Linked DNA regions of Homo sapiens: region 2 is linked to region 1. The links are chromatin loops, found by intact Hi-C in ENCODE. Cell type or tissue: GM12878. All regions are shown on one strand. Each heading gives the region's core, and the rest is flanking DNA. Links, peaks and the distances in the headings are about the cores only. Region 1 has its middle 99 kb from the start of LINC01907. Region 2 overlaps SP100 (SP100 nuclear antigen).

The links. Hi-C counts contacts between places; a loop is a spot of excess contacts. Peaks named below come from ENCODE experiments on the same cell type or tissue, not always from the same donor. Only the 100,000 strongest peaks of a DNase experiment are listed, where the experiment ranks them.
Region 2: a loop joins it to region 1, with 2.9 times the contacts of the local background. A loop is called at or near these places in 5 of 110 quality-filtered maps.

Annotation. Positions count from the first base shown.
Region 1 is chr2:230,598,059-230,604,929 of GRCh38, reverse strand. No RefSeq gene overlaps it. Among named protein-coding and RNA genes, the nearest start is that of LINC01907, 99 kb to the left of the region's middle. RefSeq lists a silencer at 2,141-2,220 and an enhancer at 2,361-2,490. In GM12878, for the core only: no CTCF peak of the experiment used is centred there; DNase peaks (open chromatin) are centred at 2,216 and 3,199; H3K4me3 peaks cover 1,835 bases; H3K27ac peaks cover 2,500 bases.
Region 2 is chr2:230,446,953-230,449,452 of GRCh38, reverse strand. SP100 (SP100 nuclear antigen) reads right to left here. Exons shown (of 29, transcript NM_001080391.2): 6 at 303-365. All of the region lies in intron 3 of LOC101928816 (a long non-coding RNA gene), which reads left to right. Among named protein-coding and RNA genes, the nearest start is that of SP100, 32 kb to the right of the region's middle. RefSeq lists an enhancer at 1,244-1,513. In GM12878, for the core only: no CTCF peak of the experiment used is centred there; a DNase peak (open chromatin) is centred at 1,392; H3K4me3 peaks cover 509 bases; H3K27ac peaks cover 2,500 bases.

The sequences.
Region 1 (6,871 bases), core at 2,174-4,673:
TATTGTAGTTAGCAATTCCTCTAACCTTTTTTCAAGGTTCTTAGCTTCCTTGGATTGGGTTAGAACATGCTCCTATAGCTTGGAGGAGTTTGTTATCACTCACCTTCTGGAGCCTACTTCTGTCAATTTGTCATACTCCTTCTTTTTCCAGTTTTGTGCCCTGGCTGGTGAGGAGTTGTGATCCTTTGGAGGAGAAGAGGCATTCTGGTTTTTGGAATTTTCAGCCTTTTTGTGCTGGTTTTTCCTCATCTTTGTGGATTCATCTACCTTTTGTCTTTGATGTTGGTGACCTTCGCATGGGGTTTCTGTGTGGTTGTCCTTTGTGTTGATGTTGATGCTATTGCATTCTGTTTGTTAGTTTTCCTTCTAACAGTCAGGTCCCTCTTCTGCAGGTCTGCTGGAGTTTGCTGGAGGTCCACTCCAGACCCTGATTGTCTGGGTATCACCAGCAGAGGCTGCAGAACAGCAAAGATTGCTTCCTGTTCCTTCCTCTGGAAGCTTCATCCCAGAGAGGCACCTGCCAGATGCCAGCCAGAGCTCTCCTGTATGAAGTGTCTGTCGACCCCTGCTGGGGGGTATCTCCCAGTCAGGAGGCACAGGGGTCAGGGACTCACTTGAGGAGGCTGTCTGTCCCTTAGCAGAGCTTGAGTGCTGTTCTGGGAGATCTGCTGGTCTCTTCAGAGCCAGTAGGCAGGAATGTTTAAGTCTGCTGAAGCTGCGCCCACAGCCGTCCCTTCCCCCAGGTGCTCTATCCCAGGGAGGTCAGAGTTTTATCTATAAGCCTCTGACTGGGGCTGCTGCCTTTCTTTCAGAGATGCCCTGCCCAGAGAGGAGCAATCTAGAGAGGCAGTCTGGCTACAACAGCTTTGCTGAGCTGTGGTGGGCTCCACCTATTCCGAACTTCCCAGTGGCTTTGTTTACACTGTGAGGGAAAACCCACCTACTCAAGCCTTAGTAATGGTGGACGCCCCTCCTCCCACCAAGCTCAAGTGTCCCAGGTCAACTTCAGATGGCTGTGCTGCCAGCAAGAATTTCAAGCCAGTCAATCTTAGCTTGCTGGCCTCCATGGGGGTGGGATCTGCTGAGCTAGACCACTTGGCTCCCTGGCTTCAGCCCCCTTTCCAGAGGAGTGAATGGTTCTGTCTCACTGGCATTCCAGGCGCCACTGGGTTATGGAAAGACAAACTCCTGCAGCTAGCTCGGTGTCTGCCCAAATGGCTGCTCAGTTTTGTGCTTGAAACCCAGGGCCCTTGTGGTGTAGGCACCTGAGGGAATCTCCTGGTCTGCAGGTTGCAAAGACCATGGGAAAAGTGTAGTATCTGGGCTGGAGTGCACTGTTTCTCATGGCACAGTCCCTCATGTCTTCCCTTGGCTAGGGGAGGGAGTTTCCTGACCTCTTGGGTGTTGAAGTGACACCCCACCCTGCTTTGGCTCACCCTCTGTGGGCTGCACCCACTGTCTAACCAGTCCCAATGAGATGAGCCAGGTACCTCAGTTGGAAATGCAGAAATTACCTGCCTTCCATGTTGATCTTGCTGGGAGCTGCAGACTGGAACTGTTCCTATTTGGCCATTTTGCCAGCCACCCCCACCTAATCCCTATTTTTAATTTTTTGAGGAAACTTCACACTGTTTTACGGAATGGCAGCACCAATTTACATTCCTACCAACAACATATATGTGTTTTCTCTACATCCTTGCCAAGACCTGTTACCTTTTCACCTTTTGATGCTAGCCATCTAACAGGTGTGAGATGGTATCTCACTGTGGTTTTGATTTTCATTTCCCCGAAACTCCCTGGGAGGGGATTGGGGATCTGTCTTTAGGCAGACAGGGGGAGTTCAGGGAAAACGTCTCTCTGCCTTTGGTCTTTCTCAAGTGTCTTCAGCTCAAAGTGATCGGCACACCAAAGCAGCATATTTTGGGGTGGCATTTCCTGAGCTCTTTCAACGGGCTCAGGGCAGTGGCTTTTCCCTAACTGGGTTAAAAGCGTGTTAATGCTTCAGTACTGTGTAGGGCTTTAGTGTAGCACCCTAGCTGGACATCAGCCCCACCAGGTATGGGTGGGGTTCTGGGAAAGGGCCTGGGCTCTCAGGTGGCTGCACTTGTGATAGCAGCTGACTTCCTGTAAGTGCACTGGTGCAGGAAGTGAGCCCTGCTTCCTGTCTGTGTTGCTGGGGGTGGGTGGGGGTGTGGGGGCGGGGAACAGAGGGGAAGCCAGGCCCTTGAACTTGAACTTTTGTCATGCAGGCACTGCAGCTGGGGGTTGGTGGCCTCCTGGAGGGTGCCTGAAAGGGACTCTGGCAGTGCAGCTCCTTCCTCGGGGCAAGAACCCTGAGCTGGGGCAGTGATTTCCCTCCCCTTGATTTCCTCACTTTTGTTTTGTTTTCTCTTTTTTTTTTGAGACGGAGTTTTGCTCTTGTCACCCAGGCTGGAGTGCAGTGGCATGATCTTGGCTCACTGCAACCTCCGCCTCCCGGGTTCAAGTGATTTTCCTGCTTCAGTTGCCCAAGTAGCTGGGATAACAGGTGTGCACCACCACGCCTGGCTAGTTTTTGTATTTTTAGTAGAGATGGGGTTTCACCATGTTGGTCAGGCTGGTCTTGAACTCCTGACCTCAAGTGATCCACTAGCCTTGGCCTCCCAAAGTGCTGGGGTTACAGGTGTGAGCCACTGTGCCTGGCCTCATATTCTCTTAAACCATTAAATTGGACGGGTGCGGTGGCTCACGCCTGTAATCCCAGCACTTTGGGAGGCCGAGTCAGGTGGATCACTTGAGGTCAGGAGTTTGAGACCAGCCTGGCCAACATGGTGAAACCTCCATCTCTCCTAAAATACAAAAATTAGCCGGACATGGTGGCGGGGCCTGTAATCCCAGCTACTGGGAAGGCGGAGGCAGGAGAATCGCTTGAACCCGGGAGGTGGAGGTTGCAGTGAGCCAAGATCATGTCACTGCACTCCAGCCTGGGACACAGAGTGAGACTCGGTCTCAAAAAACAAAAAACAAAAACCCCCAAACCCCCCAAACTATTAAGTTTTGCAGCCAAACCTCATTCGTCCTGGGTGTGGCTGAATCCAGGGAGGAGGGGAAAGCTCCATTATGCGGGCTTCAGGCCCACACCTGTGCCACTGTTTTGCCGTCACCTGAAACCAGCAGAAAAAGCAGCTCAACTGTGGCTCTGAGAAACTTCTGATATTGGTCATGACATTCATTCTCTACAAAATCCCACTCTCAACTAAGCTGAGCCTCCCTGCCCCCGCCAATTTATTTTTCTGTCCCCAGTTATGCTCAGCGCTATTGTCTGTCCCCACGCTCCAGAGAGCAGCATGTGATAGCTTAGTTGGACTAATTAACACGAAGCTCCACATTCAAATAACATGAGTCCTCTCCCATTATCATTATTATTATTATTTATTGTAGCAAAGTATACATAATAGTTATCATTTCATTGTTAATATATATGACTATTTAGCATTATCAATTTCTCATTTAGTCATTTGTAAGTGTGCAATTCAGTGGTATTAAATACATTCACAATACATTCGTGTAAACGTCACCACTATTTCCAAAACTTTTTTGTCATTCCCAATGTAAACTCTCTACCCGTTATACAAATAACACCACATTCCTTCCCCCTCCTCCCATCCCCTGGTGACCTCGATTCTATTCTCTGTTTCTATGAATTTGCTTATTCTAGGTACCTCAGATCAGTGGAATCACACATTTGTCCTTCCATGTCTGGCTACTTTCACTTAGCCCAGTGTTTTCAAGGTCCATCTACACTGCAGCACATATCAATATTTTATTCCCTTTTCATGGCTGAATACCATGCCATTGTGCATGGCCACTGAATGCTCTTGTAAACATGGGTATGCAAATATCCAAGGTAATGCTTTCACTTTTTACGGCTATACCGTATAACTAGAAGTGTTGGGATTTATAGGGTTAAGCCACTGTGCCTGTCCTTAATTTACTTTGGATATATACCCGGTAGTGGGAATTGATGGATCCTATGGTAGTTTTTTTTTTTTTTTTTTTTTTTGAGACTGAGTCTTGCTCTGTCACCCAGGCTGGAGTGCAGTGGTGCGATCTCGGCTCTCTGCAACCTCTGCCTTCCGAGTTCAAATGGTTCTCCTACCTCAGCCTCCCGAGTAGGTGGGACTACAGGTGCATGCCACCACGCCTGGCTAATTTTTATATTTTCAGTACAGATGGGCATTTCACCGTGTTGGTCAGGCTGGTCTGAAACTCCTGCCTTGGCCTCCCAAAGTGCTGAGATTACAGACCTGAGCCACCGTGCCCCGCCCGTATTTTTTATTTTTTGAAGAACCTTCACGCTGTTTTTCAGAATGGCTGCAGGAATTTACATTCCCACCAACAACATTTAAGTGTTTTCTTTTCTTTACATCCTTGCCAACACTTGTTATCTTTTGACCTTTTGGTGATAGCCATCTAACAGGTGTGAGATGATATCTCATTGTGGTTTTGACTAGCATTTCCCCGATGTTTAGTAATGTTGAGCACCTTTTCATAAACCCCTTAACCATTTGTATATCTTTTTTGGAAAAATGTCTATTCAGGTCCTTTGCCCATTTTTCAATTGGGTTATGTGTTTTTTTTTTTTTTTTGCTATTGAGTTGCATGAATTCTTTATATATTTTAGATATTTAATCCTTATCATACACCATAAATACCCCTACTCTGTACTCACAAAAATTAAATTAAGTATATTTAAAAAAGATATTAAAACTAAAGAAAAAACACTTATCAGATATATGGCTTGCAAATATTTTCTCCATTCTGTAGGTTGCTTTTTCATTTTGTTGATTATTTCCTTGGCCGCTCTGAAGTGTTTTAGTTTGTGGAAAATCCCCTTGTCTATTTTTGCTTTTGCTGCCTGCGCTTTTGGTGTCATATCAAAAAAACTTTGCCAAGACCAATGACATGGAGCTTTTCTCTTCTTTTCTTCTAGAATTTTACAGTTTTGGATCTTACCTTTAACTCTTTAATCTATTTTGAGTTAATTTCTGTGTATTGTGTAAGATAAAGATCCAATTTCATTCTTGTTGCATATGGATATTTCATTTTTCCAACATGATTTATTGAAGATACCATCATTTTCTCGTTGTGTATTCTTGGTGCCTTTGCTGAAGGCTAGTTGACCATGTATATATGGGTGTATTTCTGAACTTTCTATTGGGTTCCATTGGTCTATGGGCCTGTTTTATTTATTTATTTATTTATTTTTTTGAGACGGAATCTCACTCTGTTGTCTAGGCTGGAGGGCAATGGAGTAATCTTGACTCACTGCAACCTCCGCCTCCCAGGTTCAAGCGATTCTCGTGCCTCAGCCTTCCAAGTAGCTAGGATTACAGGTGCCCACCACCATGCTCGGCTAATTTTTGTATTTTTAGTAGAGATGTGGTTTCATCATGTTGGCCAGGCTGGTCTCGAAATTCAGACCTCAGGTGATCCACCTGCCTCAGCCTTCCAAAGTGCTGGGATTACAGGCATGAGCCACCATGCCCGGCCTATGTGTCTGTTTTTTATACAAGTACTATACTGTTTTAATTACAATATCTTTGTAATATACTTTGAAATCAGGAAGTGTGATGCCTCCATCTTCATTCTTCTTTCTCAAGATTGCCTAAGCTATTTGGGGTCTTTTTTGGCTCCACACAAATTTTAGGATTTTAAAAAAATTTCTGTGAAATACATCATTGAAATTTTCATAGGGATTGCCTGAATCTGCAGATCACTTTGTATAGCATGAGCATTTTAATGGTATTAATTATTCTGTTTGTGTCTTCTACAATTTCTTTCATCTGTGTTTTATAGTTCTTATTGTACAAATCTTTTACCTCCTTCGTTAAACTTATTCTTAAGTATTTTATTCTTTTTGATGCCAGTGTAAATGGGAATGTTTTCTTAATTTCATTTTCAAGCTGTTTGTTGTTAGTATATATTATAGAAATGCAACTAATTTTTTATTTTTATTTTTTCTTTTTCAAACTTTATTTTAGATTTGGTGGTGGGGGGTAGATGTGCAAGTTTGTTACAAAGGTCTATTGTGTGATGCTGAGGTTTGCAGTACGATTGTATCTGTCATCTAGGTAGTGAGCTTAGTACCCAATAGGTGGTTTTTTAACCCTGGCCCTCCTCCCTCCCCTCTCTTTAGTCCCGAGTGTCTACTGTTCCCATCTTTATGTCCAAGTGTGTCCAATGTTCAGCTCCCACTTATAAGTGAGAACATGTAGCATTTGGTTTTCTGTTTCTGCATTAGTTTGCTTAGGATAATGATCTCCAGCTGACCATGTGGAGAATCATTTCTTATTGCTGTGTAGTATTCCATGGTGTATGTGTACTACAGTTTCTTTATCCAGTCCACCACTGATGGGCACCTGGGTTGATTCCATGGCTTTGCTATTGTAAATAGTGCTGCAGTGAACATATGGGTGCATGTGTCTTTTTGGTAGAATGATTTATTTTCCTCTGGGTGTATACCCAGTAATGGGATTGCTGGGTTGAATGATAATTCTGTTTTTAGTGTTTTGAGAAGTCTCCAAACCACTTTCCAGAGTGGCTGAAGTAATTTACACTCCCAAGAACAATGTGTAAGCCTTCTCTTTTCTCTGCAGCCCTGGCCAACATCTCTTATTTTTCTTTTTTGAATAATAGCCATTCTGACTGGTGTGAGATGGTATCTCATTGTGGTTTTAATTTGCATTTCTCTGATGATTAGTGATGATGAACATTTTTTCATGTGTTTGTTGGCTACTTGTATGTCTTTTTTTGAGAAGTGTCTGTTCATGTCCTTTGCCCACTCTTTAATAGGATTATGATTATGTAAAAAAATATTTATTTGAGACAG
Region 2 (2,500 bases), core at 1-2,500, 150 kb after region 1:
GGCAACAGCCAGATTCAAGCAGATGCAGGCAGAAAATGGTGAAGCAGGCACATGGGTAAAACGACCAGGCTCAGCGGCAGCAGGAACCAGCAGCAAGTGTGATTAAGGGGTGTGGGAGGAAGAAACCCTCCTAGGCAACCTAGAGGATAAGGACTTGTTATTTAAATCCCAGAAATGGAAAAACTGTAGATGTAAAACCTGAAAATTCTGGACAATCATTAACACAAAGAGGCAACCCCACAGCACATTCCAGAAAGGGGCAAGAATAGCAGAGGCTCAAAGAGTAGTAAACAGGAACAAACCAGCATGAGATGGGGAACCCGAAGGTGGCCAAGTCAGGCTTCGAAAAGAGTTTTCACCAGTTCCTGGCAGGAAGAAATTAGAAGTTTATTTCAGAAATCGAGGTATGGATTTTGCCATTCTCCCCTAATCCCTTTTTGGTCTCTGTAACGTAGGAGTTAAAGACCCCTTCTAGGTCTCAATGCAAAGGCCACCTGGAGCTGGCAGATGCTACCTAATTACTGAAGTCAGACTCCAGCCTTGAGAGTAGGGGACTGGGTCAGCTGCACCCCTGGATGACAGGGGCCTTGGCCAGACAACTCTGCTGCGTGTCCTCTGTGAGACACTCTGGTAAGTGATGATGGCAGAGTGATCCTGCCTTTGTCCCCAGAGCTACCCTGCCCAGGGCCCTTAGCTCAGTTTCTTTGAAGTCCTGGTTGCCTCATGCCCACCCCCTTTCACACAACACCCTCCCTCTCCACATCTGTTCATGCTTTCTCATTGGCTTTTCCATGAGGACTCAGTGTCTGAGTAGCCTCTACTTCCTCCAGCTCTTGGTATTCTTTTTTTCTGGATCTTTTTGTCTGCAAATATTTCCTCATTTTTGTTTCATTTTTCTGTTTTTATTTTTTTAGATTGCCTGGATAGCACAGGGTTAGGAATGCAGGCTCTGGGGTAGAACATCTGGGTTTTTCCTTATTCATCTGACCCTATGTAAACTCCATTTGTGGTATCTCTGGATTTCAGTTACCTTATCTGCAAAATAGGCATATAAGTAATATTAATCTCCAATGGCTGTCATGAGCATTAAACCAACCGCCACAGAGTAGATGTTCAATCAAAGTGAGCTGTTAATGACAAGGTTATTTTTGTTGTCTTTTACCCCTTTTCACGGTTTCATTTCCCTTCCTTTGTCCTCTAGGTACTTACATCCTCTTCCCATGTGCATCACTTCCTTTCTGAGTCTCTCTACATGACCGCCTTTCTCTTTGAATATTCCTGCTCTTGAACAACATCCTCACATTTAAATTTGTCCCCTCTTCTGCCATCACCAAGTTTCTCCCGTGATATAAGAAATATACATTTCAGTCTTAATTCCCTGCTCCTGGCCAGAGCTCCTAAAACCCTAAAACATCTTAAGTCATAACAAGTGAAAAGAGCACTTTCTGTTATTCATAACAACCCCTTTTCGACCACACCTGGGTTTATGTTAATGAGGTAACTTTTGGAAAGCCCCTAAGGATTGGGGTGTGGTTGCCAGGGGAGCTGAACATGAGATTAGAGGGGTGGAACTTTCAGCTCCACCTCTTGACCTCCAGGGAGGGGAGAGGAGGGATGGAGGTTAACTTAATAATCAGGTGCCAATGATTTAATCAATCCAGGCTGTATAATGGAATGTCCATAAAGAACCCTAAGTGACTGGGTTCAGAAATCTTCTGGGTTGGCAAACACATGGAAGTGCCAGGAGAGTCGTGTCCCAGAGAGGGCAGAAGCTCTGTGCCCTTCCCCACGCTTTGCCCTATGCATTTCTTCCACTTGGCTCTTCTTGAGTTGTATCCTTTATAATAAATGTCAAATATAAGTCAACATTTCCATGAGATCTGTGTGATCTACTAGGAAAGTATGAAAGCCAATGAAGGGCTTGCGGGAACCTCCAATTTACAGGCACAGGCCACAACCTGAGACTTGCAACTGGCATCTGAAGTGGGGGGCATTCTTATGGGAATGAGCCCTTAACCTGCGGAGTCCGTGCCAAGTCTGGGCAATTAGTGCCAGAATTCAATTAAATTATAAGATATCAGATGGTATCTACAGAGAATTGGAGAACTGACTGATGTGGGGAGATCACCGACATGTTTGGTGTCAGAAGTGTTGTGAATATGACAGTACAGGTAAAACAGGAGCCTTTCTTTCCCCAGGGGTCTCCTCTTTGATGTTGACCACGGGCCACGGGCTGTGGTTCTTAACCCTTTGCAACTTCACACTGATCCCCTACAGGGACCTTTCTAAATTACAATTACTTCTAGGTAGTCGGCATCTGTAAATCTGGCCTACTGACACGCTTGGTTCTGATTCCCTCATGGTTATTGAGCCAACTATGCCTTGTCATGGCCACTTCTCCAGGACCCTGCACCTGGTTAGAAGCTCATATAACTCTCTCCTTGACTTCTCCATAGTCCTTCCATATGTCTTCCCTGATTCACAATCTCCACTCAGAACC